Linked DNA regions of Homo sapiens: all the other regions are linked to region 2. Evidence: chromatin contacts called from ENCODE Hi-C or POLR2A ChIA-PET data. All regions are on one chromosome and are shown on one strand. Each heading gives the region's core, a stretch centred on a gene start or an enhancer-like site at or near the end of the contact. The rest is flanking DNA. Distances are from core to core; before and after follow the strand shown.

Region 1 (5,943 bases), core at 1,123-3,622, 2.9 Mb before region 2:
GAGGCTGAGGCAGGAGAATCGCTTGAACCCTGGAGGCAGAGGTTGCAGAGATCGAGTCACTGCACTCAGGCTTGGGTGACAGAGTGAGACCCTGTCTCAAAAAATAAATAAAAAGAAAAAAAACTGAGAGGCAGTAGCACAAAAAATGTTTTATATTTTACAGAGTTCTAGTTTACGTTGTTCCATGGATTCACTGGGTTCTATTATTGTTTTTCCGTGTTCCCATCTTTGTAACATCGTACTAACCTTCATAACATGTAAATACTGCTGAACCTCAATCCCAATAAACTACTAAAGGATTTTTAACATCATACGTTTTGTTTTGCAATGTATTTTTGAAACACATCAAATTTAAATTTTCTTTCCTTTCCATCCTTCTACTGGGCAAGTTTCATATCCTGAATTCCTCATGTAGAACTCTAGAAGGAATTCCATTCCACCTGCGGAAGGACACCTAGTTTACGTATTTGACCTACAGAAAAATTTCTCTGCAACTCTTTCAAATGCTAGTAAAAAACTCCACCCAGTCAGCCTCCCACAACCCCTCCCTTTAACCATCTTCTCCTCCCCACTATCGCCACCCTACCTTGTGCATTCCTTCGTAAACTTACTTCTCATCACCTTCAAGGTTCCACTCCCCTCTTGCCTACATCTGTTTTCATATCCTCCCACTCCCCCAATTCCTGCCAAGAAGCCCCGCTAGCTGCCTGTTGCATAACGGCTCCCCCATTCCGTCTCCCTCGGCAGTCGGCCCCGCTCCCGGGAGCAGGAATGCCCCTTTCGGCCCGGCCCCTCCTCCCTTCCGCAACACGCCCAGCAAGTCCCCGCGACGCAGCTCCAGCGGGGATTCTCTCTCCAAGCTGGGCGGGTCGTCCTTGCCGGCTGGCACCTCGGGTAGCGAGCCCCGAGGGCAGAGGAGCCGGCTCCACCCGGCCTGGCCCCGAACCCTCCGCGGCGCCGGCCAATCGCCGCTGCCATCCTCCCGCTGGGGTGATGTCTTCAGGTGTCCGGGAGGGGAGAAAGCCCTGCGTACTTCCAGCCCCGCTCCTGTGCCAGGAACCGGCGGCCCTCCGAGCCCTCCGGAGCCGGCCTCCGGGCCCCGAGCGCGGCGAGGCAAGCAGGGGCGGCGAAGGGTCCGGGTGGGCGGCGGCTACCCGCAGCCCAAAGGCGTGGGCCTGCGAGGCGGGCGGCGCGCGGCCAGGGATGGGCAGCAGCGGGGTACCGAGGCGCCGAGGCCTGGACGCGGGCGCGGCGCGGAGGCCTCGGCGTCCCCAGCCGGGTGTGGGGCGGCCGACTGACTGACGCCGGGCGGGGGCCGCCGACTGCCTCAGCCACTGCGCGGGGCGGGGGCGGCAGCGGCCTCTAGCCTCCCTCGTTCCCTCCCTAGTCCGCTTGCCCGCTCGCCCGCTCGCTCGCTCGCTGGTCCATCCGCCTCCTCACCTTCAGGACCCGGATCCCTCCCGGCCGGCGGCTCGCGGGCGCTTCGGGCGGCTCCGGGGGCTCCAGCGGGCCCGCGGGCCCCGGCTCCACCTCCCCCATCGGCGACCCAGGATTCACAGAGACGCCCGGCCCGCGCGACGGCGTGCGGAGCCTCGGCGGCGCGCGCGAGCAACCGGTGGCCCCGCCCCCCGCGGCCCGCCGGCTCCGCCCCTCCGGCGGCTCGCCAGCTCCGCCCCTCCCGCAGCCCCGCTGGACCTAAGCAGCTGCCGGCGCCGAGTGGCCCGGGCGCCACCGAGCCGCATTCCGGCCGCGGCCCGCGTGGCGGAACCTGGCACCACCGCAGAGCGCTGGGCCTCCACTGCCCGCCGCCCTAGGCTTGGAGGACTAGAGCGCAAGGAGGGGTATTTGCTGCTTTCCCCGCCCTCTAAGAAACCCGCGGGAGAAAGAAGCAGGTGGCGCCGGCACCTGTCAATTGTGACAAGACGCTGCCCTCCGCCAGGGTGGCTCTTGTAACTTCCCTCACCTGCCAAGCCGTTGAACGAACTGTTGAGAATACTCACCTTGGCAAGGCCTTTTCTCTTCCTTATCAGAGATGCGTGCGACCTTCTTAAGCAAATTCAACCCAACCTCGTACAAAACGTCCGCTCACCTCCCAGCCATGTTTTAATTCCCTTGCCTCCTCCTGGAGCAAAATTATCAGAATTCGGTGCTCTGCTTCAAGCAGTAATATGGCCTGTGACCCGGTTTATGATTTATTTGCAAGGCTGATTCAGAAAAAAACTTTTAAAAGTTAACTTCTTTTCTTTTCTTTGTTTTGTTTTTCTTTTCGTTCTCGCAGTGATAGTAGTTTTGTTGCCAATGGGCCAAATTTGGAGTCAGCCAGCCTGTTTCCAGATCTCCCCTCTGCCCTTCTTTAGATCTATACCCCTGTGCAAGTTACTTGATCTAAGCCTTTCGTTCTTAAGCTGTGAGAAAGAGATTAAAATCTGCCAAGTAGTTATGATGAAGATTTAGTGCATACAAAGTGCCTAACGTATAGTGGGGATCCATAGTAGCCATTATAATTCCAAAATTCTAAATTGAAGATCCAATCGGTTTCTCGAAAAGTACTCTGTCGATTCCTCCTAAATTTTCCTAGGAAGGCTTCTAGACTTCCAGATTTTTAGGGCTTCCCCTCATACATAGGGTGTTGAATCTTCAAGCAACTTGTAAGGAATTAGACAGCAAAAAACAGTAATTTCTTCACTTTCATAGAACTGTAATTCCAGTACTTTGGGAAGCCAAGGCAGGCAGATTACTTGAGGCCAGGAGTCCGAGACCAGCCTGACCAACATAGCGAAACCCTGTCTATACCAAAAATACAAAAAAATGAGCTGGGCAGGGTGGCGCACGCCTGTAATCCCAGCCACTTGGGAGGTGGAGGCAGGAGAATCGCTTGAACCCGGGAGGCGGAGGTTGCAGTGAGACGAGATCGTGCCACTGCACTCCAGCCTGGGTGACAAAGCAGGACCCTTTGTCCCTATTATCCATTGCTTCAGTTTGCCTCATTCAGACTAACTGTATGTCTAGAATAATTGCAGGCTTAGTACAAGACTTTTAGATTTAACAGAGCAGTCTGTGTCCCCCATCTGAGATATGTATCCATTTGGAGATATTTTAAATGCCAGGACCAAATTTGGCTCTTGCAGGTTCCGACCCCTTTCTGACCTACTTTCTCCCTTCACAAGTTAGCTTTGTATATACCAAAATTCCAATCTCCAGTAATCTTCATTTCTTGGCCTCATTTTAATGCATTAAAAACGATTTGTCACTGTGAGTCTGGTTTAAGGTGGGAGAAAACTCTTAGGTCATCCACCTCCTGGATTTTCCTTCCACCTTGAAATTATTTTCAGGAAAGGTACTCAAAGTAGTTGGATTCCCATTTCAGTGCTTACTGGGTAATTTCTCCCAACAAGAAAACTGGTATATAAGCAATAGGCACCAATATGGAGACAGAAGCAAATTTTAACAAGGGCAGGCAAGCAGTGATAAGAAAAAAATGTGGTTTAGAACAAGTGTTTCTGGCTGGGTGCAGTGGCTCATGCCTGTAATTCAGCACTTTGGGAGGCCAAGACGGGCAGATCACCTGAGGTCAGGAGTTTGAACCCAGCCTGGCCAACATGGCAAAACCCCATCTCTACTAAAAATACAAAAATTAGGCAGTGTGGGGGCACGAGCCTGTAGGCCCAGCTACTCAGGAGGCTGAGGCAGGAGAATCACTTGAACTTGGGAGGTGGAGGTTGCAGTGAGCCGAGATATCGCGCCACTGCACTGCAGTCTGGGTGACAGAGGGAGACTCTTGTCTCAAGGAAAAAAAAAAGTGTTTTTCAAAAGCCTTTTATATTTTTTTTATTTTTGAGACAGGGTCTCGCTTTGTTGCTCAGGCTGGAGTACGGTATGGACACAATCATAGCTCACTGCAGGTTCAACCTCCATGGGCTAAGGTGATCATGCCACCTCAGCCTCCCAGTAGCTGGGACCACAAGTGAGCACCACCCTACGCTTGGCTACTTTTTGCATTTTTTTTGTAGAGATGGGGCTTCACCATATTGTCCAAGCTGGTCTCGAACTCCTGAGCTCAAGCCATCCGCCCACTTCAGCCTCCCAAAATGCTGGGATTACAGGTGTGAGCCACCACACCTGGCTGTAAGAGTCTGTTTCTTGAGGCATTATACATTACCTTTTCCAGATTTCATGAGTAGAAGCTCTTTATTGACTGACTACACAAAAAGGAAAGATCTTGTTGCAGAACTAAAGTTTCAGCTCATGCTGGGGAACAGCAGTGGTGAATAATTGTTTAATTAAAGGGATAGTAGGCATAAGCATTGCTATTTACTTCTTCATTCTGGCAACAGTAGTTCCTCTTTCAAAAGGGAAAACATAAAAAAAAAAACCCATCCGCCCAAAAGTTTCAGGGGCTAATTTATGATGTAACTACCTTTAATGGTTCCCATGATTTAAGATCCAATTCAGTAGTGACAACCAGTTGATTTTTTTCAAATCATGTAGTGCCATTAACATTTTATACTTTGTTTCAAAGGTCACATATTGATGTTCTCCCCCAGTTCAAGGCACTGTGCATTATGTATGCCAAGGGTTATGTAACTACAATTTCTGGAAATGGTAAACAGCTGAGACTAACCCTAAAAATAAATTCCTCTGGGATTTTTTTTGTGCGAAAATCCATCTGCCCTCACTGCAGGTTCATCATTACAAAAATCACTGTTTAGCTCAAACCAAGAGACAGAGAAGTCATCATGATCTCTCCTTTCTGTCTCCTTCCTGTAGCAGCTGTGCTTCCCCTCTCTGGTATGTACACACGCACACACCTTCTTTATGCCAGGAGCTTTTCCAGATCTTCACTACAAAATGGGAAGTCTGGAGAAGGGAAGCTCATGCCTATCAGATGTTGGGAGAGGAAGCAGATGAGACTTATATTTACTTATTTATATCTAGTACGCACTCCAGTGATCCACAAAGTCATCTTTGGGCCTAAATCCCTTGTTATTCTACCAATAGGTTAAGCAGATTTGGATATTCCTAATTTTGGTTCCAAATAAACAGGCAGTGTTTACCTAGCTTCAAAGTTTGGAGAATTTTTCTGTGAACATTTTGATATTTTTCAAATATGGGGACAATTGAATTGACAATTGAAGACATAGGATAGAAAACCCTTAAAAGTGATAAAAATTAATTTGGTGCTTCTGAATTGAAATTCAGATCTGAATACTATTTGTTGTATTGTTAAATGTCTATTACTGGCTAAACTTTTCTATTTTCCTCTAATTACATGAAGGTGCCAACTAAATTTAATATTAGAAACAACTATGAATTTTAACTAACTCATACATAAGATTATAGAAATGTTGCTTATCAAACAGTACCAAAGGGCACTTCTGCATAAACTAGATAACTGCCAGGGCCTACACCCTTCCCCTTTTCAATCGGGACTATCACACTCTCCCCTTTCTCAATCAAGGGACTGTCAGGGATCATCAGAATAACAGAAAACCTAAAGCTACCAACCTCCAAAACACAGAGTTGACAGCCAGGCACAGTGACTCACGCCTGTAATCCCAGAACTTTGGGAGGCAGAGGCTAGTGGATCACTTGAGCCCAGGAGTTTGAGACTAGCTTGGGCAACATAGTGAGACCCTGTCTCTACCAAAGGAAAAAAAAAAATACAAAAATTAGCCAGGCATGGTGGTGCATGCCAGTAGTCCCAGCTACTAGAACGGCTGAGGTGGGAGGACTGCCTGAACCAGGGCAGTCAAAGCTGAAGTGATCAGTGACCGCACCACTGCACTCCAGCTGGGTGACACAGCGAGACTCTGTCTTAAAAAAAGACAAGCCAGGTGCGGTGGCTTACGCCTGTAATCCCCGCACTTTGGGAAGTTGAGGCAAGAGGATTGCTTGAGGCCAAGAGTTCAAGACCAGCCTAGGCAACATAGCAAGACCACATCC
Region 2 (5,752 bases), core at 3,106-5,605:
GGTGACAGAGTGAGACTCTGTCTCTCAAAAAAAAAAAAGGGTGGGAACAGTTGAAGCTGGGTGATGTATACCCAGGGACTCATTACCCTATTCTCTCTACTTCTGTGTAAGAAAATCTATGGGGCACGCACAATGGCTCATGCCTGTAATCCAGCAGTTTGGGAGGCCGACGCAGGCAGATCACCTAAGGTGAGGAGTTCAAGACCAGCCTGGCCAAGGTGATGAAGAGGCTGAGACAGGAGAATCACTTGAACCCAGAAGGCAGAGGTTGCAGTGAGCCAAGATTGTGCCACTGCACTCCAGCCTGAGCAACAGGGCAAGACTTCGTCTCAAACAACAACAACAACAACAACAGCAGCAGCAGCAGCAGCAGCCAGGCGCAATAGCTCATGACTGTAATCCCAGCACTTTGGGAGACCAAGGTGGGCAGATCATGAGGTCAGGAGATCAAGACTATCCTGGCCAACATGGTGAAACTCTGTCTCTACTAAAAATACAAAAATTAGCTGGGCGAGGTGGTGCGTGCCTGTAATCCCAGCTACTTGGGACGCTGAGGCAGAAGAACTGCTTGAACCAGGGAGTCAGAGGTTGCAGTGAGCCGAGATCACACCACTGCACTCCAGCCTGGCAACAGAATAAGACTCCGTCTCAAAAAAAAAAAAAAAAGAAAATCTAATCTATGAACATCACAAACTTTTTATTAGAGACGGTGTCTCACTATGTTGCCAGGCTGGTACTGAACTCCTAGCTCAAGCAATCCTCCTGCCTCAGCCTCCCAAAGGGCTAGGATTTCAAGTGTGAGCCACTGCGCCCGGCTGAACACCACAAACTTCTAAGGAACCAAGGTCTCCATCTGAAACTTCGAAATACAAGACACTAGTGGAAAAAAAAAAAGTGCTACTGGCCATTTCAACCAAGAATAAGTAAAGTATTTTAAAATGACTGACAACATCAAGCATGCCTTCCTTATCACATACTAAGCAACAGTATCTTCTCTTTCTTTGGTATTATTACTCCACCTACTAGAACAGCCCAGGGAATATTTTTTCTTTTCTGCCTTACACTTTCTAATTTTTTGTTTTTATTTAAATAACTTGAACTACTAATAATTATACACACACAACTAGGACTACTAACACACCATTACTGGCTATTACATCTATTATTTCATAGTGGACCCATGATATACTTGGCCTTTTTAAAAGCATGACTCATCCGAGAGCGTTAAAAAAAAAAAAAAAGAATCCCAAGGCCAGGCACAGTGGCTCACAACTCTAATCCCAGCACTTTGGAAAGCCCAGCTGGGAAGATCACTTGAACCCGGAATGTGGAGGCTTCAGTGAACTCTCAAACCCAGAAGACTGAGGCTGCAGTGAGCTATGACTGCACCACTGCACTCCAGCCTGGATGACAGAGCGAGACCCTGTCTCCATAATAAAAAATTTTTTTTCAGAAAGAAAAGTTCCATAAGGTTCCAAAAAGCAAAAGTTAAGTTTGACATATGCCAAGTACTACAGTGAATCCACATGAATGAACTGATATGTAGGCACTGTACTAGGTATCACAAGTATTTTAGAGAAGACAAGAATTCGGAAGGGTGTGCACAGATGATATGGAAATACGACACCATTTTATACGGTATAAGGTACTTGAGCGTCCTTGGATTTCAATATCTGCAGGAGGCCTGGAACCATCCTCCAGTGATACCAAGGAACAACTGTACTCATATGCTCTGCCTTTTCATAATTCCAATAATGGGTACGGATAGGAAAATGTTCCCTGCATTTGCATGCAAAGGGACAGAAAAGTACATATATCTATTTCACTATCAAATAGTTCTACTTACTGAACAGCAAATACAAAACATATTCTATACATGTTTCTTCAAATGTGCCTAACTAGTTTACTTCTTTAAGTTATGCTCTTTCAAACACATAGATCAGATTTAATTAACTCCCAGACTAAGCAGAATGAAATTTCCTTTCGCTGTCTTTAAAGAAAAAGAAAATAGGGTGGGGGTGGTGGCTCACACCACTAATCTCAGCACTTTGGGAGCCCGAGGCTGGCAGATCACAAGGTCAGGAGATCGAGACCATCCTGGCCAACATGGTGAAACCCTGTCTCTACTAAAAATACAAAAATTAGCTGGGCGTGGTGGCGCTCGCCTGTAGTCCCAGGTACTCAGGTGGCTGAGGCAGAATTGCTTAAAGCCGGGAGGTGGAGGTTGCAGTGAGCCAAGTTCAAGCCACTGCACTCCAGCCTGGCGACAGAGTGAGACTCCATCTCAAAAAAAAGAAAAGAAGTTTAAAAATAACTCCACCTCCTGAAGAATACACATAGGTGTTCACAGTACTCTTCCTTCATTATTTCTGTATGTAAAAACTGGAGGAAAAAACATTAAATTGGAAATTTGGTCCCTCCACCTCCCCCCAACCCCCCAAAACCCCCATTTCCAATTTATATGACGCCTTTCCTCCTCTGGAGCATAAAACTGCCTCCTTTAAGTGGAGGTTTCCAAATGTCCGGAATACACATGAAGGATATATACACTCCTTGAATAGGCCACTTTTTGCCACTTTCCCTAATAATGTGCTGTTTCTACCACAAACTACTACTAATTGTTTGGTCACCAGTATTAGGATCCTAGTTTGATGAAACGACATCTATTATGTGTCCTCAAAGAGCGAAAAGAAAATTCCAAAAAGTTCGACAGAGTTAGGAATATTAGCTGTATCTACCAGAGGACTATCCCTCTAGTCGTTAAGCTGAAGATGAGAAGTCAGGTAAGGCCTCACATTTCTAGGGGCTCTGGAAACTTCCTTTCTTTCTGTCTCCTGCTTATGTATGTCTTTTCCTCTATCTGAATTGCTTTTGTATAGAATACTAGAACACGAGATGAAGGGGGGAAATGCCAAGAGAAGCAAATTTCTACAAGCAAGTGGTCTTGCTATAGCTTGAACGCCTTAAACAAATCTGATATTTAAAAAAAAAACCAAAAACAGTATCAAGTGGTAGCTTCATTCTATTTGTCCACCTTTAGGGCTAATTTTATATACCTACACCTCTGGAAAAAGTTACTACTGTCAGATTTGCTCCCAAACTTTGAGAATTGTCATTATGGTCTGCAGCATTAAACCTAGATTATAAATTATCAATGTCACTTGATTATAAATTATCAATGTCACTCAACTGAATCACACCAAGCAACGACAAATGTAGATTTCATTAAGAGATACTGTTAAAATCACATTCAGACCTCAGAAAGGCAAGATCCCATAACCCAGTCACAAACACAGCTTCAAACGCTTCCCCAACTTTTCAAGCTTTGGGGCGCCAAGTCACTGGGAGTTAACAGCTTAAACATGGGGTTCAATACAACTGACCAAAGGAAGTGAAGAAAACAAAGCATACATTAATTTCAGCACCAAAAATATGGATTTGCGAATTACATCTACTGCTAATAAACAGATCATTCTTTACAGCCTAAGTACGCCAGGCATTTTTTTATGTTTAAATGGCTTGCCACAAATTGTCCTAGTCGAAACTGATGGCAAAATCCTAAACTGATCTTCGGCGAGGAGACACTCTGCATAGAGCATCACACAAAAGACAGGAGCGAACAGACACGCTCTGGGCCTCGGCGGATTGCGGCCAGGAGCCCAGGTTTTCGTCCCAGACCCCGGCAACAGGGAGGGAAATAAGGGCGGGGGAAAGAAGGAGTGGGAGTGGTATCCTTTTCCCTGAAAGCGCCTGGGAGTGAGGAGCAAAGAGGGAAGGAGCGAGTGCAGCACAGAGGAAGCAAGGAAAGCAGCCGACCGGCGTCAGCGGCTTCCAAGGCCGGCAACACCCTCGGGCCCGCACCAGGCCTGGCCCTCCCGGCTTCGTCCCACCTCCTCACCTCCCTCACATCCTGCAGGCACTCGAGCACCGCCAGGTTGTTGCTCCAGGTGTGCTTAGGGCACACGCGGGTCACGTCCTCCCTGCAGGACTCTTCCTCCGCCAGCTTCCAGCCCCCACCAGCCCCCGCTCCTCCCCGCCGGGCCGGAGGCCCACCCGCCGGGAAAGGCGGCTGCGGCGGCTGAGGCTGCTGTTGCTGTTGCTGCTGCTGCTGTTGCTGCTGAAGCTGCGATGACTGAGGCAGCTGGGGCAGCTGCTGACCCGCCGGGCCGCCGCCTCCGGCCTGCCCTACGAAGGACACAAAGTTGGCCCCGGGACCCTGGCCCTGGCTGTGGACGCCCTGGCCGGGGAGTTTCTCGGCCCCGGCCGCGAATAGCAGCAGCAGATGCAGCGCCGCCGACAAGCGGAACATCCTCCGTACACGTCCACACGCCGCCATCTTGAGTCCGCGGCGAGCTCGACGCACTCGCCGGCGCCGCGTATTTAAATGAGGGGGTGGAGACGCTGGGCGTGGCAGCGTGGCCCTGCCGAGCCCCGCCCCGCCGGCGCCGACCCGCGAACCCAGAGTGGGGCGAAGGAGGAGGCCGTGCTGGAAACCGCACACACCCTGGACCGGCGGGCGGGAGAGCGGCGCTCCTTACCCGGGGGGGTTGCTGGGGTTTCTTAAAAAGCCCGGGCAGGGCGGCCTACTCTAATTCCATTTGCTGTCACAAAAAAAAAAATCAAGGGAATTGGGGTTGCCACAACCAAAATGGCCGGTAGAATATGTCGCCGGTTCAATGACTTGGAAAACAAAAACTTTATATGTAGAGGTGAACTTTGCACAACCAGGTGTATTACGGAATCGGAAAGCCTCTCCTTGTATCGCTCCCTCCTTCCTTCCTTCCTTCCATCTGCCTCAGAAGTCTTTCTTAGCCAAAGAGAGAGACAGCATTGAATAGGGTTAAGAGCATAAGTTCTGGGGTAAGAAAAAAAATTAAGGTTATAATCCTTGCTCTGGCAGGGTACGCAAGAGCTCAAATGTAAAGTACCATTGGCAAGATTCGAAATAATAATTTAAGTGCCTGGCCCACAACACTGAACTCAAAAAGTCACAGCCAGTATTGTTAATAAACTGGGAAGCCGTTTATGCATGAATCCTGATTTTAAGCCAGCATTTAGATTCATGTTTAAAGGATGAAAAAATAATAATAAAACACATCTTTGAGGACTCGGGTTAAGTCTGTGTGTCGGTAACTGTTCTCATTGACCTGCATGCAACACCGCAGGCACCCCACACTAGCATCCCCTCCCTGTCCTTAGGAGAGAGGATATGTTCCCAAAGCCTCTTCACATCCGCTGTGTAATCTGAGCCATGCATCAGGCCTGCGTTAGGTTCTCATTTAACTGAAGAATGGCACAGAGATGTTAACAGTTCTGCGTGGAGGGATTAAATGAGCTGCCCAAGAGGAACTCTGCCATCCTGTAGACAGCTAGGCTAGCCACCAGAATCCCTGGGGCTTCCCACCACCCTGGCGCACTTTCATCCCACTCTGTCCATGCACATGTTGGGGAATGAGGGCAGTTTGGGTTGTGTAATCTCCACTGGTCATTGTGTCCAAAAATGCGAATTACATCTACTGTAGTAAACAGACAGCTTCTGCTGTCCTGACCCGCAAATGAGCAGTCAAGACCAAGTTAGACATAACTAGAACCTGAAAAGTCAGGAGCTCAGGGAACCCAAAAGGAGCTCCTGAGACTGAAGATATTCTGTGAGTACAAATTACCCACTGTGGCTGACCCCAGGCCTCTATCATGGGGAATGAGAGCTTGTTGGCATCTCCACCAACGGTCACCTTTGCTACTGTCATAAAAT
Region 3 (5,785 bases), core at 1,278-3,777, 2.6 Mb before region 2:
TCCATCAATAGCATTACCAAGGGCATCAACTACACGACCCAACAGCTCCTCACCGACTGGAACGTCCACAATGGTTCCTGTCCTCTTCACTATACCTCCTTCCTTACTTTATTATTTTCAAACACTACAATGCCAACATTGTCAGTTTCGAAGTTCAAGGACATATCCTTTAAGCCTGAAGAAAACTCTACCATTTCTTCTGCTTGGAACATTCCTCAGCCCATGTACATGGACAATACCATCACCAATACTTAAGACATGCCCAGTTTCTTCAAGGTCAGCAGAGGTATCAGCTCCAAGAACATGCTCTTTAAGAATAGAGGACATCTCAGCAGTCCCAGTCTTCTGAAGATGAGTGTTAGAGGCATGGAGGTTCCTTGCAGCAATGAAAGATGAACCCAAAGCATTTCTGGAGACCAGTCCTGCCCACCGAGTGAGGTCACGGGCTACGGCCGCGGAGACACACACAGACAGCATCTTTGCAGTTTCTCCACAGGTGGTACCTCCACAGCCGCAGCCTCTGGACTGACTGGGACCGTTTCAAGCATTTTTAAATGAAACCTGATGTTGATGAAATCTCTGAAAGTCAAGTCAGGTATCTTACACAATGCTGTAATTTCATTTCAATCCTTTTCATAAAGGGTAAAGTCCTTGTATATATTCTTTCAATACATGCTTTATCTAAGACACAAGCACTCTATCAATAAAAGTTTTAATTTAAACGACCAAAAAATTGGTGAGAGAGTGCTCAGAACTGAGGATAAACATGTAAGTAGTTTTTTGTCCCAGATGAGCAATGATTTATGTTGACTAAGGTGTGCTGAATTAACTTATTCCATTAAAGTGTAAAGGGAAGACAGGTTGATAAGCATAACTTTTACCTTGATAAATGTTTTCAATGATTTCTATTGCATGTAGACTGAAACACCTAGCATGTAAATTATTGCAGTAGAATCTGTCTCTAAGTCTCAGCTGGGTCTGTGAATTTGTTCTAATTTGATAGCTTCATACAACTGATGAAGCTCAAAAATGGCTTGACTCAAGATATTTCATACACCTTTCTTTTGCTCTAATTTCTGCTACGACAATAACCCAGCTATTTCAGCTGATGGCGGGAACACTGCAACTGGACAAAAATGACACGGATGGGTGTAGAGCCTCCAAACAATAAGTATCTGATTAATGCTGTTGACACCTAAGTCTACAGAGGCTATTCTCCAACGGCCAGGACATCATTAGGTAAGACATTTCAAAATTCTTCGTGAGGGCACGATTGCTTCAGAGGACTACAAAGTGACACATTAGGTCGTCATAAATCACCGCAGTACCATCCTGGCTAACACGGTGAAACCCCGTCTCTAAAATACAAAACAATGAGCCGGGCATGGTTGCGGGCGCCTGTAGTCCCAGCTACTCGGGAGGCTGACGCAGGAGAATGGCGTGAACCCGGGAGGCGGAGCTTGTAGTGAGCCGAGATCGCGCCACTGCACTGCAGCCTGGGCAACAGAGCAAGACTCTGTCAAAAAAAAAAAAAAAAAAAAAAAAAAATCACCGCAGTAAACCACACTCCAACGGGCCTGCACACTCAGGGTCTTGATTAGAAACAGTATTTAAAAAAATACCTCCACATCTGTTGCACCACAATGCCAAGGTATAACCAGGGCCACTTTCTCCAGGAGGCACAACAGGCGCAGGGCCAGGGAAGGGCCTCTGACACTTTTAGGATCTCAAGAAATTTTTTTTTTTTGGTTATTTTTCTTTGTTTGTTTTTGAGACAGAGTCTTGCTTTGTCGCCCAGGCTGGAGTGCAGTGGTGCTATCTCGGCTCACTGCAACCTCCACCTTCTGGGTTCAAGCGATTCTCCTGCCTCAGCCTCCCGAGTACCTGGGATTACAGGCGCCTGCCACTACGCCCGGCTAATTTTTGTATTTTATTTTATTTTTTAGTAGACACGGGGTTTTGGGTGTTGACCAGGTCTCGAACTCCTGACCTCAAGTGATCTGCCTGCCTCAGCCTCCCAAAGTGCTGGGACTACAGGCGTGAGCCACCATGCCCGGCCTCAAGAAAATGTTTTAATTTCCTTAAAAAACCTTAAGAAAAATCAACTTTTAAGTTGAAAAAGTTTATATATTAACATATTCATCTTTATATCAACACAGCAGTAAAATTTATTTTTTAAAGTGATAAAAACTGTACAAATATTTCTGGTGTGAAACACAGTGTTTTGATGCTCGCGGACTCTTGGATTCGAGGCTGCGGTAGTACGGACAAACACCGTGCAGCGGCATCTCATCTCCGCCAACAGCCGGCGATCAAGCGGGCAGGCTGGGAGAGGGCGGGCGGAAGAGGCGTGGCCGCCGCTACTGCGCACGTGCACCCAACCAGAACCTGGGGGTGGTGCCGGGCCTTCCCCGCTGCGCGGAGGCGTCCTCTCAACCCTTCTGCCCGGCGACTGGTGGGTTGGCGGCTAAGGGGCGGAGACAAGAGGGGCCGCCACCATCTCCTCCAATGGAAGGGAGACAGGGGCGGGCTTAATGACGGAAGGAGCATGGCGTGGAGACACCTGAAAGTGAGTCCCGCGAGTGAGCAGTGTGGATGGGGGACCAGGGACCGGGGAGGGCGAGAACGGAGAGTCAGGCCGGGCGAGGCATGGACCGAAGGCGGCTCCGGGAGTGTGGGCCCCCCTGGGACGTGTGCGTGTTTCCGGGGTCTCCTGCAAATGCTCGTGCGTGTGCATTTGCACGTGGACTCGGTCAGGCGTGTGCAGACAGCGCCTGCAGGTCTGGGTGGGTGCTGATCTGAGTGTCTGCGCCTGGGCCATGTTTTTGAGCCTGGCACAGGGGTGCTTAGTGAACACATGACCGCCTAGCGTTGTGTGCCGGATCCAACGGGGAATGAAACTAGAGTAGGACATGCTCCCAACCCTTTTAGGTAAAGTTTTGTTAGGGGCGGGGGTCTCTGTGAAAAGTTCTTAGCTGTATCCCCGTATGTAATAGGTGTTCAGAGGCCGGGCGCGGTGGCTCACGCCTGTAATCCCAGCACTTTGGGAGGCCGAGGCGGGTGGATCATGAGGTCAGGAGATCGAGACCATCCTGGCTAACAAGGTGAAACCCCGTCTCTACTAAAAATACAAAAAATTAGCCGGGCGCGGTGGCGGGCGCCTGTAGTCCCAGCTACTCGGGAGGCTGAGGCAGGAGAATGGCGTGAACCCGGGAAGCGGAGCTTGCAGTGAGCCGAGATTGCGCCACTGCAGTCCGCAGTCCGGCCTGGGCGACAGAGCGAGACTCCGTCTCAAAAAAAAAAAAAAAAAAAAAAAAAATAGGTGTTCAGATATTTGTTGATTGACATGGTGGGGGGGAGTACAGTCTCCAAGGGAGGCAATGAATAACCTTGACTTTCTTTTTATATGTTTATTTGAGACGGAGTCTTGGGCTGTCGCCCAGGCTGGAGTGCAGTGGCGCGATCTTGGCTCACTGCAACCTCCGCCTCCCGGGTTCAACCGATTTTCCTGCCTCGGCCTCCTGCGTAGCTGAGATTACAGGCGCGCGCCACCACGACTGGCTAATTTTGGTATTTTTAGTAGAGACTGCAGTTTCACCATGTTGGTCAGGCTGGTCTCGAACTCCTCACCTCGTGAGCCTCCCAAAGTGCTGGGATTACTGGCGTGAGCCACCGCGCTCGGCCTGAGTCTCTTTTTAAAATAAATAAATGGAGAGAGATGGGATCTCACTGTGTTGCCCAGGCTGGTCTAGAACTATTGGCCTCAAGGGATCTTCCCGCCTCAGCCTCCCAAAGTGGTGGGATTACAGGCGTGGGCTACCGCGCCCAGCCAATGAATACTTGATCTACATGTCTTTAGCAGTTTGGAAGGATCCTTAAAAGCAAATCTAATCATGTCATTTCCTGGCTTAGGGAACAAAACCCAAATCTTTATTTTGGCCAAGACTCCTGCTCCTTTCTCCTGCCTCGTCTTAAGCCTTACTTTCCCTCACTCCTCTGTTCCAAACTTTCTCCCTTTTTCATTCTCTTCTGCTACTGAGAGAGCCTTTACACTTTTTCCTCTCCGTACTGCCTTCTGGTTAACTATTTTTTTAAATAATTGAACCAGAATAGGTTCAGAGAGACCCCCATCAACTCGTTTATCCCTTGAGTATCAGCTTTAAGTCATTTCCTTAAGGAAGCCTTTCCTTACCTCTAAGATTAGGTTGAATACTTCCATTACCTTATACTTTTTATCCTTCATCACAGTTGCTATGACTACATATTTGCATGATCATTAATTTCTGTCTGTCGCTTCATAAGATCACACTCTCCATGAGGGTAGGGGCAAGATCTGTTTTGTCATCTTTGCTCAATCAGTATTTGATGAATGACTGAACTAATGAATGAATAACTCAGCATGTGGCAGTGATAGAGAAAAGCATTGTGAACCACTTTTGATCCAATAAGATCTGAAGCTTCTGTTTTATATTTTACACCCCCGTTACCTTGAAATGGAATATATGTATAATGTCTTTGTATGTATACATTTTTGAGAGAGTCTGACTCTGTCGCCCAGGTGGAGTGCAGTGGTGTCATCCCGGCTCACTGCAGCCTGGACCTCCTGGGCTCAAGGGATCCACCCACTTCTGCCTCCCAAGTAGCTGAGACCGCAGGCGCACCACCATGCCTGGCTAATTTTTTATATTTTGTAGAGACGGGGTCTCACTATGTTCCCCAGGCTGGTCTCAAGCGCCTGAGCTCAAGCAGTCCTCCCACTTCAGCCTCCCAAAGTGCCGGGATTACAAGCATGAGCCACCAAGTCCAGCTATGTGCAATTTTTAAAAGCCAGCATAATTAATACCCTAACTGGAATATAAAGGAGAAAATGTAAAAGTAGTTTATATTAATAATAAAATTACATGTATTTCAGTATGTAAATATTGCTATGACTCCCCTAGTGAGATAGTTGTGTTTAAGTCTCTACTTAGAAATGCAGGTACACAGGTGTGTTACATATCAGGCACCCCAGGAAAGCACTGTACCATTCCCGATGAGATTTTCTGAAATGGTGAACAATTCTTGGGAATGTTCTATGTGAAACTGTACAGTTGTCCCTCAATTTACAAGATATTTGTACTGTATGTGAAAACCATGTAGAGGCTGGGCACGGTGGCTCATGCCTGTAATCCCAGCACTTTGGGAGGCCAAAGCAGGAGTACTGCTTGAGCCTAAGGGTTCAAGACCAGCCTGGGCAACATAAAGAGGCTCTATCTCTTCAAAAAATTGGCTGGGCTTGGTGGCATGTGCCTGTGGTCCCAGTTACTTGGGGAGGCTGAGGAGGGGAGGATTGCTTGAGACCAGGAGGTCAGGAAAGACAGTTTGTGTTTATGTGGTAAAATATAGTTTGGCTTAGATAATATGAACGGATAATTTTTACCCACACAAATGTCAGAATGTTCAAAAGTCACACAGGAAATGGGGCAGTTCATGTCAGATAGTCTCAAGCCAAGAAGGATGTCTGACTTTATGGATTCCTGCCCACCACATCTATTAGCATTACCCTGTCACTGTAACCAGTAGCAGTGTCCACCACGATCACCCTAGGGGACAGTACTGTCCCTCTTTAAATTTCTGGCCTGGAGTCCCAGGACAGCCTTTAGGGCCTGAAGAAGGTGTGTAGGCAGAAGTATAGATACAGCCTCTGACTGTAGAGACCAGTGTCAGCGGAAGGCTAAGGGCGTCTGTTTCATGTGACCTGCCGTTATGCCCTCTGTGTACCTGGGTGTGAAGGGCTCAGGAAGGG
Region 4 (5,781 bases), core at 2,821-5,320, 2.8 Mb before region 2:
ACCAGCACTTTGGGAGACAGAGGTGGGAGGACCTCTTGAGCCCAGGAATTTGAAACCAGCCTGGGCAACATGGCGAATCCCCGTCTCCACAAAAAAATAATAAATCAGGCGGCACATGCCTACAGTCCCAGCTACTTAGGAGGCTGAAGTGGGAGGATCACTTGAACCTGGGAGGAGGTCGAGGCTGCAGTGAGCTGAGATTGCACCACTGCACTCCAGCCTGGGTGAAAGAGTGAGAACCTGTCTCAATCAATCAATCAATAAAAATAAAATTGCTTGTTACTTATAAGCTGAGAGGAGTTGAAAAAAAATTGTTTGCTACTTTCAACATTATTCTGCATTAGAAACTGAGTAAAAGCAACAGAGAATAAAGAAAGCCAAAATCAAGAACCGAAAACAGACTGAACGCAGTGGCTCCTCCTGCCTGTAATCCCAGCACTTTGGGAGGCCAAGGTGGGTGGATCACTTGAGCTCAGGAGTTCGAGACCAGCCTAGCCAACATGGTGAAACCCCGCCTCTACTAAAAATACAAAAATTAGCTGGGCATGGTGGCGCACGCTTGTAATCCCAGCTACTCGGGAGGCTGAGGCAGCAGAAATCACTGGAATCCAGGAGGTGGAGGTTGCACAGTGAGCCGAGATCGAGCCACTGCACTCCAGCCTGGGAGACAGAGTAAGACTTTGTCTCAAAAAACAAACAAAAAAGAACTGAAAACAATTCATAAAGCAAGGACAGACTAAATTACAAACACCTAAAACAGTATTTTTAAATGTTCTGAAGCTCTAAGTAAGAGTTTTAAAGTTTTGATAGCAATTAAGTCCTGCTATATACACAAAATTTTAAAATCCTCATCAAATGCAAATAAGGGGATTAAGCATTGTGGAAAATCTGTTTTGGTATGTAGATTGCCAATTCAATTTTTTTAATTAAAAATAATATCTTGGAAAATACTCATTCAACTTTTTAAATTTGTATAAATTAAAAGTTTTGGCCAGGTGAGGTGGCTCACACCTGTAATCTCAGCACTTTGCGAGGCCGAGGCAAGAGGATTGCTTGAGCCCAGCCTGGGCAACATGACAAAACACTATCTATACAAAAAATACAAAAATTAGCCCTGCGTGGTAGCACACGCCTGTAGTCCCAGCTACGTGGAGGGCTGAGGCAGGAGGATCGCTTGAGTCCAGGAGGTCCAGGCTGCAGTGAGCTGAGACCACTGCACTCCAGCCTGGGCAACAGAGTGAGACCCTGTCTCAAACAATAAAAATAATAAAAAAAAAAAAAAAGAGTTTTTATAAATCATAAAGAAGTTGGTTTTGTTTGCATACCACTGATTTTTAAAACTCCTTTTTTAAATAAACACTGGGGTGAAATATCACCAAGGCATTCCTGGCAAATTCTGTACTTTAAAGTTTCACTCTAAAATCTGCCCTCAAATCTAGAACTGCTATCAATGACAGAGGTCAGACCAAAGAACAAGCAACTGCCCCCAAAAGAAAACGGAGGTTTCCTAAACGCAAAGCAGACATTCAAATATGCACTGATCAATGGTGCACTAAACAACACTTTGCTAGGAATTTGTTAAGGCAAAAGGACCCTTTCTACAGTGAATGCAAACTATCTAAGAATGAATTTTTAAAAGTTTAATATTTTTAAATATTTTGGTAGAGACGGAGTCTCATTAGGTTGCCCAGGCTGGCCTCCAACTCCTGGGCTCAAGGGATCCACCTTCCACCTCCCAAAGTGTTGGGATTACAAGCATGAGCCACTGAGCGCCCGCCTGAATGACATTTAAATACCAATATATTAAAGCATGAAAAACACTGAGTTAACTAACATCTATGTGATAGCTCTTCTAACACCTTACTTGAAAAGTCTAAGTCAGAAATGGAACATTTCAGTAGTAACTGCGAGGGCATACTTACTAAATGAGTGAGCATTACATAGGTGTTCAGTGTTTGACAGTTCCTTTAAACCAAAAGAGAAAATTCCATTGCTTCAGGGTAATACAGAACTCACGTATCTAATAGTAACTAATATATTTTTGAAAAATCTGCTTAAATAACAAGATCACTGAGTATTTAAACTGAAAATATTGTTTTCTTCTGAGACATCATATGACCTATAGAGGAATTTATCTACAATCTCATTTCAATAACCTGATAATAATAATGCATCTATAAGTGGCTTAGCAATATTAAAAAGCTTGACTCAATTCAAGTTATAAATTTAAACTTCAACCACTAGACTGTGATCTCAAATAAGTTAATTTCTCTTTTGCAGATGTGAAAACCCAGGCTGAGATGAAATAAGGGTGATTCAATCACACTCGCCTAACTTGAAACGTAGGAAATGTATCAGTGAATAACTGTGAAATACTTTTTGCCAGGCACGGTGGCTCACGCCTGTAATCCTAGCACTTTGGGAGGCCGAGGCGGGCGGATTACCTGAGCTCAGGAGTTCGAGATCTGCCTGGGCAACATGATGAAACCCCATCTCTACTAAAATACAACAACAAAAAATTAGCCGGGCGTGGCGGCGTGTGCCTGTAGTCCCAGCTACTTGGGAGGCTGAGGCAGGAGAACTGCTTGAACCCGGGAGGCGTAGGTTGCAGTGAGCCGAGACCGTGCCACTGCACTCCAGCCTGGAGACAGAGGGAGACTTCGTCTCAAAAAATAAATAAATAAAAATAAAGACATACTTTTTATTCAAGCATGCTAGACTGCAAACATGCCTTTAGAATAAAAGTGACGAGATTACGAGTACTTAGAGGGTTCATATTTTTCAAACGTGAAAGTTAGGGTGTGTGACAAGTTAGGTATTTGACAAGTATTCTAGGGAACGGTGGAAGTGAATATTTAAAATTCAGCTATCCCCAGAAAAACCCAATACATGAAATCATTACAAGTATTTTTTAGAATCAGTCAGCAAAGATCATTACTGTACAAACACTTCAAAGTTAAGGTCACTAAGAAAGCACTAACTCCTCCCTTCTGTTAACTAATCACTGTAAAGCAGCCCAACTCTCCTTTCTACCTACCTCAGATTAATATTTTTCTCCATGGACAGATTTCCGTGCTCAGGGATATATAATAGGGGAGAAAAAAAAATACCACACAAGTGTCAGTAAGCACCAAAAAGCTAAGTATTCAGCACAGGGAGGGAATCCACATATGAGAAAACATTTGACAGCTCTTGCCTCCCAAAAGCCATTTAATCTGCTTCATAAACATAATCTGCTTCATAAACATTACCCTGAGCGAGTGGTTCGATGGATCTCCTACACCGAGTCCTAACCGGGAAACACAATCAACCGAACCGTCCCGACTCTTTCAGGCAATCAGGAAGACCGGGAGAATTATTAGACGCTGACGTCCGCAGGGCCAGGAGCTGAGAAAAGGGTAAACAGTATACTCGCAGGTAGGTTGAAAAAAACAAAACAACAACATATACACACACACACGAAAAATTGGGAAAGAAGTTGGTCGGAAGGTTAGAGAGAGGCGAGGCCGATGTCCGGTTCCGAGAGGACGGCACTGCAGGGGCAGGCAGCGATTAACTGGGCATTTGGATATGCTGGGAGTTATCTGACAGACCTGACACGGGTACAAGACACAAGAACGCTGATACGTGGCTCAGAGAAGACACGCGGGGGTGGGGCCCGCCCCGCTAAACCCCAGGCTCCCTGAATGAGCCCTCAAAGATCGCAGCCTGAGAAAGTCAAGGGTTCAAGGAGGCCCGTACCGGCGGGGCAACGCCACAACACGGAACGCCGCGGCGCGCGGAACCTCCCGGTCCGAGGCCTCGGGGTCGGCCCTCCAGAAGTCGGAGCAGCCCCTGGGGCTCCCGGCCTCTCCTGGCCCAGCTTCTCTGTCTTCTCTTCTCAACACCCACAGCCTGGGACTGGACCCCTGAAACTGAAAGGAAGCTTCCGGTCGAGCGCCCGCGGCAGCGGCGGGGCAAAAGCAGCAATATGCTCTCAGCGCCGGGAGTGACACTCACCGGCCCGAAACCTCGAATGAAACCAGCAGCTCCGGGGGCGGCGGCAGCAGTGGCAGCAGGAACCGAACATCCAAAATGGCGGCTCCCTCGGCCTCACCACCGCTACCGCAGGCGGAGGGATCCTGAGGAAGGAGGGAGTTTTTAACTAACTTCACACACTATTGAGGAAACTTCGCTCCCTGTCCTCCTCTCCTGGTCGTTTCCGTGTCCTCGTACTGCAACTTATCGTGCCTTTTCTCTCGAATTATCCAAGAACTCGGACCCTGCCGAGGACTATTTGCCAAGGAGGAGGCGACTGCTCCTGGCAGAGCGACGCAAACGTAGCAAGGATCGGGGCTGTCACTGATGACGCGAGACGCTGCTGCCGAGTCACCGCTGCGATGAGTCTGAGCGAGAAAGATCCGGCCTACCCCGTAGCGGACGGACATTGGTTCCGCTTGGTGAGGGGGTAGGGGGGTGGGGGGTAGGGGGGTGGGGGGGTAGGGGGGGTGGAGCTGGGCTACCAGGAAGCGGTGGAGCCACCTGGAGGGGGCGGAGCTAAGTCAGGTAGCCCAGGAAGTGAGAGCAAGCGAGACAGGTGGGGGCGGAGAAGACAGCAGGGCTGAAAAGGTCTTCGTCCACGGGAATCCCGAACTCTTTGCTGTCTCCTTTAAGATTTTTGCTTTCTTTATAACTTAAGGAGCATGCTCCAGGTGGTATTCTATGGTTTTATGGTGTCTTTGCAACATATTTTATGAAGAGTTAAGAGGATGACTGAAAAGAATGGATTCCACGCCCGGTACCGCGGTGCTTGCACTGCTCAAGTCACTTAAACTCTCCAGGGATTCAATTTCCTCATATGTAGAAAGAAGACTTGGACTCATGTTAGCTGAAACCCTTACAGAATGGGCTTTCGGTCTATGACTCCATGAATTAATAACCAGGGCCAAAGAAAGTCTAACCAGACAGTTCCTAACCTGATAAATAATTACTAACATATGACGTGAGTCTTTTCCATGTGAATGTAAAGAGGGCCTGATATCTTGGCCTGTTTAAAGGAAAGGTGACCTACCTAGACTAAAATCCTTCTGCTAGATTGGCAACAAAGTACAATACAACACAGCAGCAGGCTGGGTGCCAAAGAGAACAGAACCAACCACACAAAAAAAATTTTTTTTTTTTTTTTGAGACAAAGTCTCGCTCTGTTGCCCAGGCTGGAGTGCAGTGGCGGGATCCCGGCTCACTACAACCTTGCCTCCCGGGGTCAAGCAATTTCTCGTGCTTCAGCCTCGCAAGTAGCTGGGATTACAGGCTCCCGCCACCACGGCCGTCTAATATTTGCATTTTTAGTAGAGAGAGGGTTTCGCCATGTTGGCCAGGCTGGTCTTGAACTCCTGACCTCAGGTGATCTGCCTGCGTCGGCCTCCCAAAGTGTGGAGATGACAGGTGTGAGCCACCGGCCTGGCCAGAACTAACCACAAATCTTGAGTTTAGGATTTGGGTGTCATAGAGAGAAGGTTGCACTTTTTTCCTTAGTCATTTTCATGCAGGGATTTCAAAACACTTAACAAAAATTGCTCTAAGTAGGCCGGGCACAGTGGCTGACGCATGTAATCCCAGTACTTTAGGAGGCCGGGGTGGGCGGATCACCTGAGGTCAGGAGTTCGAGACCAGACTGGCCAACATGGTGAAACTCCATCTCCACTAAAAATACAAAATTAGCCGGGCATGGTGGTGGGCACCTGTAATCCCAGCTACTCGGAAGGCTGAGACAGGAGAATCGCTTGAACCTGGGAGGCAGAG

Evidence for each region. Hi-C counts contacts between places; a loop is a spot of excess contacts on that map. ChIA-PET counts read pairs that join two places held with the same protein, here RNA polymerase II (POLR2A). Pooled maps may share reads with other maps.
Region 1: a map of naive thymus-derived CD4-positive, alpha-beta T cell shows a loop between it and region 2 (4-fold over the local background). The contact joins the promoter of PHLPP2 here to the promoter of GLG1 in region 2. A Hi-C loop is called at or near these places in 1 of 168 maps with a recorded cell type or tissue (naive thymus-derived CD4-positive, alpha-beta T cell) and 6 of 50 pooled maps. POLR2A ChIA-PET finds 5 or more read pairs at or near these places in 2 of 52 experiments (BJ and OCI-LY7).
Region 3: a map of CD8-positive, alpha-beta T cell shows a loop between it and region 2 (10-fold over the local background). The contact joins the promoter of DHODH here to the promoter of GLG1 in region 2. A Hi-C loop is called at or near these places in 1 of 168 maps with a recorded cell type or tissue (CD8-positive, alpha-beta T cell), 1 of 37 single-sample maps with no recorded cell type and 7 of 50 pooled maps.
Region 4: a loop to region 2 is called in a pooled map, with 5 times the contacts of the local background. The contact joins the promoter of AP1G1 here to the promoter of GLG1 in region 2. A Hi-C loop is called at or near these places in 9 of 50 pooled maps.

Annotation. Positions count from the first base shown.
Region 1 is chr16:71,722,329-71,728,271 of GRCh38, forward strand. It overlaps PHLPP2 (PH domain and leucine rich repeat protein phosphatase 2), which reads right to left and starts at 2,373. Exons shown (of 19, transcript NM_015020.3): 1 at 2,001-2,373. RefSeq lists an enhancer at 710-1,211 and silencers at 977-1,946, 5,729-5,798.
Region 2 is chr16:74,602,759-74,608,510 of GRCh38, forward strand. It overlaps GLG1 (golgi glycoprotein 1), which reads right to left and starts at 4,356. Exons shown (of 26, transcript NM_001145667.2): 1 at 3,899-4,356. The coding sequence starts at 4,336. RefSeq lists silencers at 3,927-4,106, 4,337-4,526.
Region 3 is chr16:72,006,217-72,012,001 of GRCh38, forward strand. It overlaps DHODH (dihydroorotate dehydrogenase (quinone)), which reads left to right and starts at 2,528. Exons shown (of 9, transcript NM_001361.5): 1 at 2,528-2,569. The coding sequence starts at 2,549. It also overlaps the pseudogene ATP5F1AP3. RefSeq lists silencers at 2,280-2,379, 2,323-2,522.
Region 4 is chr16:71,804,764-71,810,544 of GRCh38, forward strand. AP1G1 (adaptor related protein complex 1 subunit gamma 1) reads right to left here and starts at 4,071. Exons shown (of 23, transcript NM_001128.6): 1 at 4,000-4,071. It overlaps LOC124903714 (a long non-coding RNA gene), which reads left to right and starts at 4,195. Exons shown (of 2, transcript XR_007065110.1): 1 at 4,195-4,439. RefSeq lists enhancers at 3,202-3,849, 3,793-4,482, 5,043-5,122.